Regions from separate parts of the Homo sapiens genome. Here region 2 is linked to region 1. The links are chromatin loops, found by intact Hi-C in ENCODE. Cell type or tissue: mammary epithelial cell. All regions are shown on one strand. Each heading gives the region's core, and the rest is flanking DNA. Links, peaks and the distances in the headings are about the cores only. Region 1 overlaps TMEM266 (transmembrane protein 266). Region 2 overlaps NRG4 (neuregulin 4).

Evidence for each region. Hi-C counts contacts between places; a loop is a spot of excess contacts. Peaks named below come from ENCODE experiments on the same cell type or tissue, not always from the same donor. Only the 100,000 strongest peaks of a DNase experiment are listed, where the experiment ranks them.
Region 2: it touches region 1 in a loop (8-fold over the local background); 3 of 110 quality-filtered maps call a loop at or near these places.

What each region holds. Positions count from the first base shown.
Region 1 is chr15:76,138,513-76,141,428 of GRCh38, forward strand. All of the region lies in intron 3 of TMEM266 (transmembrane protein 266), which reads left to right. Among named protein-coding and RNA genes, the nearest start is that of TMEM266, 80 kb to the left of the region's middle. RefSeq lists enhancers at 905-1,064, 1,296-2,129 and a silencer at 916-1,210. In mammary epithelial cell, for the core only: a CTCF peak has its summit at 1,162 (motif pointing left); a DNase peak (open chromatin) is centred at 1,159.
Region 2 is chr15:75,943,738-75,946,601 of GRCh38, forward strand. All of the region lies in intron 5 of NRG4 (neuregulin 4), which reads right to left. Among named protein-coding and RNA genes, the nearest start is that of FBXO22, 41 kb to the left of the region's middle. In mammary epithelial cell, for the core only: no CTCF peak of the experiment used is centred there; no DNase peak of the experiment used is centred there; H3K27ac peaks cover 348 bases.

The DNA of each region.
Region 1 (2,916 bases), core at 215-2,714:
GTGATTAGGGACTTGCCCAAGGTCACAGAGCCCATAAGGGATGGACTTGAGCTGCACTTTCCCTTTATAAAGCAGACTGTCACTAGGAAGCAACCAGGAAGAATGTACCCTACATGCAGGAACATGCTTAGGATGTAAGGGAATCTAGAGAATTCGGCTAGGAGCTCTGCAGACATTAGGGCTCTCCCTTTCCAGGGAAGGCATGCGGAATATGTGGGTCCACAATTCAAAAAGGTGGTCCTTACCTCCTCCTACTTAGCTTGTCAATCAGCTTGGATGCCTTCGTTTCCCAATTCACTTCTCATTAGCGTGGTCTGTCTTACAAACATACTTCCTGAAGGTGAGTGGTAGAGGGCAAGAGCTAGGTGGGGCAGGGGAGAACACACCAGTTTGATGTCCTTGATTTCATGGGGCTTGGTGGTGTAGCTGAAGGCCAAAGAGGGGTAGGAACAGGTCCTAGGGTCACACAGCAGATCAGACTTCCGACTCTGACAAGGGCTTTCCCTAGCTTCACCCTGGCAGGACCTTAGGAGCCAGTTCTGGACTTTTCTTTCCTGGGTGCCAGTAAACACTTTGGAACATGCTGGCTGCTTTGAATATAAAAATGAAGGGTTGTCAGGTATTTTAGAAGCAAACGAGAAGCCTTAGCTCAAGCTAAATTTGCAGAGCTTGGATTCCCTGGGCTTGTTTCTGGAAGGAGCTTCCCACTTCCTGAGATAAACCGCCTAACAATGGTGAAACCACACACCTTTTTTTGCAGAAACTACACCCCAGTGGCTTTCTCTGAAAATATAATTTTTCCAAGTATTATGCATATTGTCATCAGGACACTGGACAAAAAAGGATAGGCAAGCAGGTCGGAGGCAGCTAAGGGACACCTGCAGTGGCAGCACTGTCCTGAGCTCTGTCAGGTCCTTACCATCTTGAAGGCCGGGCTGAAACCTGAGGCCCCTGGGCCAGGGCCAGCTTCGTGCACATGTGACCTGTGCGGTAGCGCAGAGCCCCGTACTTAGAAGGGTCCCAACACTTGGCTAAATGCTCTGCCGCTGCTGTCTTGAAATTCTTAAGGAGCCCCACATTTTCACTGGGCTCTGCAAATGATGTAGCTGGTGGGTCCTTCTCTGAGCACCCAGCAAGTCACTGCGTCACTGCTCTCTGGTGGTCAAAAGCAGTAGTGCAGCCTTCTAACATGCCCTAGCTATTTCGGAGAATTCATTTCCTGCCCCCGGCCTGAGCCTGTTAGGCCCTTTTCACGTGAAGAGTAGCATGGTATGGAGAAAAGTGGGGAAACCTTCAGGGATTCTGCTTCGGAGCAAAGCAGTGTCCACATGTGCCCCCTGTGCGTGTTACGGCACCGCGGGTGGACCTTGCTATGGGTGTTCCCCCACCAGGTGTACCACCCTGTGATGTACCCCTTTCAGGGGTCCTGTGCTGTGGTGTACCCCTTTCCAGGTATCCCCTGTGTATCACTCCCTAGCCTGAACCCCAAGGCTGGCAGAGGCTTTGCCTTATCATTCAATTTGCCTCTAAATTGGGCCTTTGCAAGGTTCCTTCCCAAACAAACGAATCCAAATGAAGCGCCTGCAAGGCAGAGAGGCCTTTGATTTGATTTGAATCTCCAGGTGTGCCCAGGAAAGCTGTTCCCGTTGGGTAAATAGGAAGCAGCCCGAGGAAGGGATCTGCCTCGCTGCTGGAGCTCTCAGCTGGGGGCGCCGATTGGCAGCCAGAGGGCTTCCTGGAGGAAGGAAGCGCAGGCACAGGACCGGAGCCAGGGGAAACTGAAGCAAAGCAAAAACACACTGCGAGGGAGGAACGGCCTCTCTCCGCGAGGCTTCTTGGCTCTTGCTGCATTTCCTGGGGTTTTCCCAAAATGTCCAACCCGGCCCTTTCTGGGGCAATGGAAAACAAAAGGAAGAGTCCTCATTTACAGCTCTGAGCTTGGTTTCAGTCTTGTTCAAGATGCCTCTTCCTACGAAGGCCAGTGTTATGTATAGGAATGAACCTTTTCTGTAGGGAATGAAGAGACCTCAGGGACCCTGGCAGAAAGTGCTCCGTGGCCCCGCTGCCCGCCTCCCAGTGCTCTTGAGCTCCGTGATATTTCAGGGCTTTTCAATTTCCCTGAATCTGAGACCGTTAGAGCTGGAAGAGACCTAAACACATCCATCCTAAACCTTCTCAAAGGCAGCAGGGCCCAGGGAGTACAAGGAACTTGTGGAAGGTCACACAGTGACAGAGACGGGGGCGGGGCATGCTAGTTCATGCCTGTAATCCCAGCACTTTGGGAGGCTGAGGTGAGAGGATCACTTGAGTCCAGGAGTTCAAGACCAGCCTGTGCAACATGGCAAAACCCCATCTCTACAAAAAAAAAAAAAAAATTAGCCAGGCATGGTGGCACGCACCTGTCATCCTAGCTGCTTCAGAGGCTGAAGTGGGAGGATCACTTGAGCCCAGGAGGTCGAAGCTTTAGTGAGCTATGATTGCTCCATTGCACTCTAGCCTGGGCAACAGAGTGAGACCCTGTCTCAACAACAACAAAACATGACAGAGACGGGAATAGAGCCCTATCTCTGTGATCCTGATCCCTTGATCCTGGCTGGCAGCACTGGGCTTCCACTTCTCAGCCTTCCCTTTCTAACATCGTGGCTGTGACTGTGGGTAACATGCATTGTCCATGTGATTCCACTTCCAGCTACCCTGTCCAATGCCTTTAACTTCTCAGTATACTTTTTTTTTTTTTTTTTGAGACAAAGTCTTGCTTTGTCGCCCAGGCTGCAGTGTAGTGGCACGATTTTGGCTCACTGCAACCTCCGTCTCCCAGGTTTAAGCGATCCTCCCACTTCAGCCTCCCAAGTAACTGGGATTACAGACGCGTGCAATCATGCCCAGCTAATTTTTTTTTTCTTTTTAATAGAGATG
Region 2 (2,864 bases), core at 1-2,500, 190 kb before region 1:
TCTTCACATATATAAGCCAACCCCTTCTGTTTGTGATAGGATGTGTTGAGGTAAACTAACCTAGAATATCAAAAATTTCCAGCAGCCTGACAAGACTCCTCAGAACACTGAGTTCTGTCAGATTCCCCATTCAAGTCTCACATATAAAGTTCCCTGCATGCCTGCCCACACCCCCCGCCCCTCACTGTCTTTGCTCACTGCCTCTTACCCAAAGTTCTAACAAGCCTGGTGACCTGTCTTAGATATACAAGTTAGAAAAGGGTGGTTGAGGGGAAAAGATTGCTAGAGTGAGTCACTGTAACAGCAATGACAATAATAGATGGCAAGAAAATACCAAGGAAACAAGGACTAATAAAACCTGTGGCTAATTGGGACTATTTAGAGACAAAAATTCCCTCTGTAGCCAGCAAGTCCTGAGACTAACACCCATATCTGTGGAAATGCAGTAAGAAAAACATGGGTTTAACCTCCCTAAACCTCAGTTTTCTCATTGTAGAGTGAGAATAATACCACCTACTCCATACAGTTGTTAAGGTTTATAGGAGTTAAAATATTTGAAATATTAACCATAGTACCTGGCACACAGGCATGTGGTGTGCATGATCATACTGTTACACTGCTTTCCATTTGGAGAGTTGTGTTGTCAGCATTAGGGCATTATTGCAGTAGGGATGGTGTCTAACAACAATATAAATGCATGCTAAGACTTCAGGCTGTGGATTTATGCTAGGAATACATTGGAAAGATTGCCCGGGGAGGCTTACATTCCAGAAGCACACAAGGCGACATGAATAAACCTATCGATGAAGTAAGGCTTGATGGTGTGGTGGCAGGAGGACATCCTTGGTGAAGGAAGGTCATTAATAAGTTTTAAAAATATAATGTACCTTTATGCTATGATTTTCATAATATGAGCTAACATTATTAAGCAAGTCCCAGTCTTCATAATCGGCTCTCCTCATCAGAGAATCTAACTTTATTTTCATGACATATCTTGTCACATTTAGTAAAAGGCTTTTGTGTGTGTGTGTGGGGGGGTGGTTATTTGCTTATAGTTATGGTGTTGCAGTTATTGACTGAGATTGTTCAACCTTGAAAAAACGGTCAAATGAACTAATTTTGTCAGCTGAGCCTAATACCTTACCCCTGTTTTTAACCTTTGTTATGATGTCTTTTTCTTACAAAAAAACAACAGTAATTTAATACTTTTTTTAATACTTTTTTTTTTAACAAGTATGTCTTTATAAAGTCAAGCTGTTTTATATGTGTGTGGATTCTAAAAAATAAGTCCTTACCATGTCACTGAACATTCTGGGGAAAAGAAAAAAATCAAGAGGCAAACCTTTTGGGGAAAATGCTGTTGATGAATTACAAGCATGGTACTTGTGCATTCAAGATCTAATGGCAGGATTCTATTCCCAAACTTGTTTATATCAGATTTGGCCCCTAGCATTAACCTTTCCAGTTAACACCACGATAAATTTAAAATCTTTCCATTCTCTGATATATATATTTTTTATCATTTATTTTTATTTTATTTTTTTTGTGGAATCTCACTTTGTCACCCAGGCAGAGGCACAATCTCAGCTCACTGCAACCTCCGCTCGGGTTCAAGCTATTGTCCTGCCTTAGCCTCCTGAGTAGCTGGGATTACAGGCGCCCGCCACTATGCCCGGTTCATTTTTGTATTTTTAGTAGAGACAGGGTTTCACCATGTTGGCCAGGCTGGTCTCGAACTCCTGTATTCTCTGAGAATTTCTTCATGGTTATTTAACCATCAAGCACTTTAAAAATTAATGTGGCTCCAGACATTACAAATATAGCAAAGATCTACAAACCTAACAAACAAAAGACATGCTTTTACTCATGTACAGGAGTAAAGTATGGGAACAGATTATCCCTCCTGATAAGTGATAATTCTGAGCACAATAAAACACATCAACTGATAGCATTATTTAATAATGGCATCTCTTTCAGGCTGACTGACTTTTTATTGTGAAATATACTTAACAAAATTTACCATTTTAACCATTTTTAAGTTCAGTAGCATTAAGTACAGTAGTCCCCTCTTCTCCATGGGGGATACATTCCAAGACCCCAGTGGATGCCTGAAATCACAGACAGCACAAAACCTAAATATACTATTTTTCCTGTACCTATGATAAAGTTTATAAATTGGACACAGTAAGATTAGCAATAACTAATAATAAAGTAGAACAATTATAACAATATGACAGCATCACTACTCCTGCACTTTGGGGCCATTATTAAGTAAAATAAGGGTTATTTGAACACAAGCACTGTGATACTGCAACAGGAGCTCTGATAATGAGATGGCTACTAAGTAGCTAATGGGTGGGCGGCATATACAGTGTGGATGTGGTGGGCAAAAAGATGATTCACATCCTGAGTAGGTCAGCGGGAGATTTCATCATGTTGCTTAGAAGGGTGCGCAATTTAAAACATGAATTATTTCTGGAACTTTCCGTTTATATTTCAGACCACAGTTGACTGTGGGTAACTGAAATTGCTAAAAGCTAAACCACCAATGAAGGGTCATTATTGTACATTTACATTGTGTGCAACCATCACACCATCTCCAGAACTTTTTGTTTGTTTTGTTTGATTTTGTTTTTTTGAGACGAGGTCTCGCTCTGTCGCCCAGGCTGGAGTGCAGTGGCACGATCTCAGCTCACTGCAAGCTCCGCCTCCCGGGTTCACGCCATTTTCCTGCCTCAGCCTCCCAAGTAGCTGGGACTACAGGTGCCCGCCACCACGCCTGGCTAATTTTTTTTGTATTTTTAGTAGAGACGGGGTTTCATCATGTTAGCCAGGATGGTCTCGATCTCCTGACCTCGTGATCC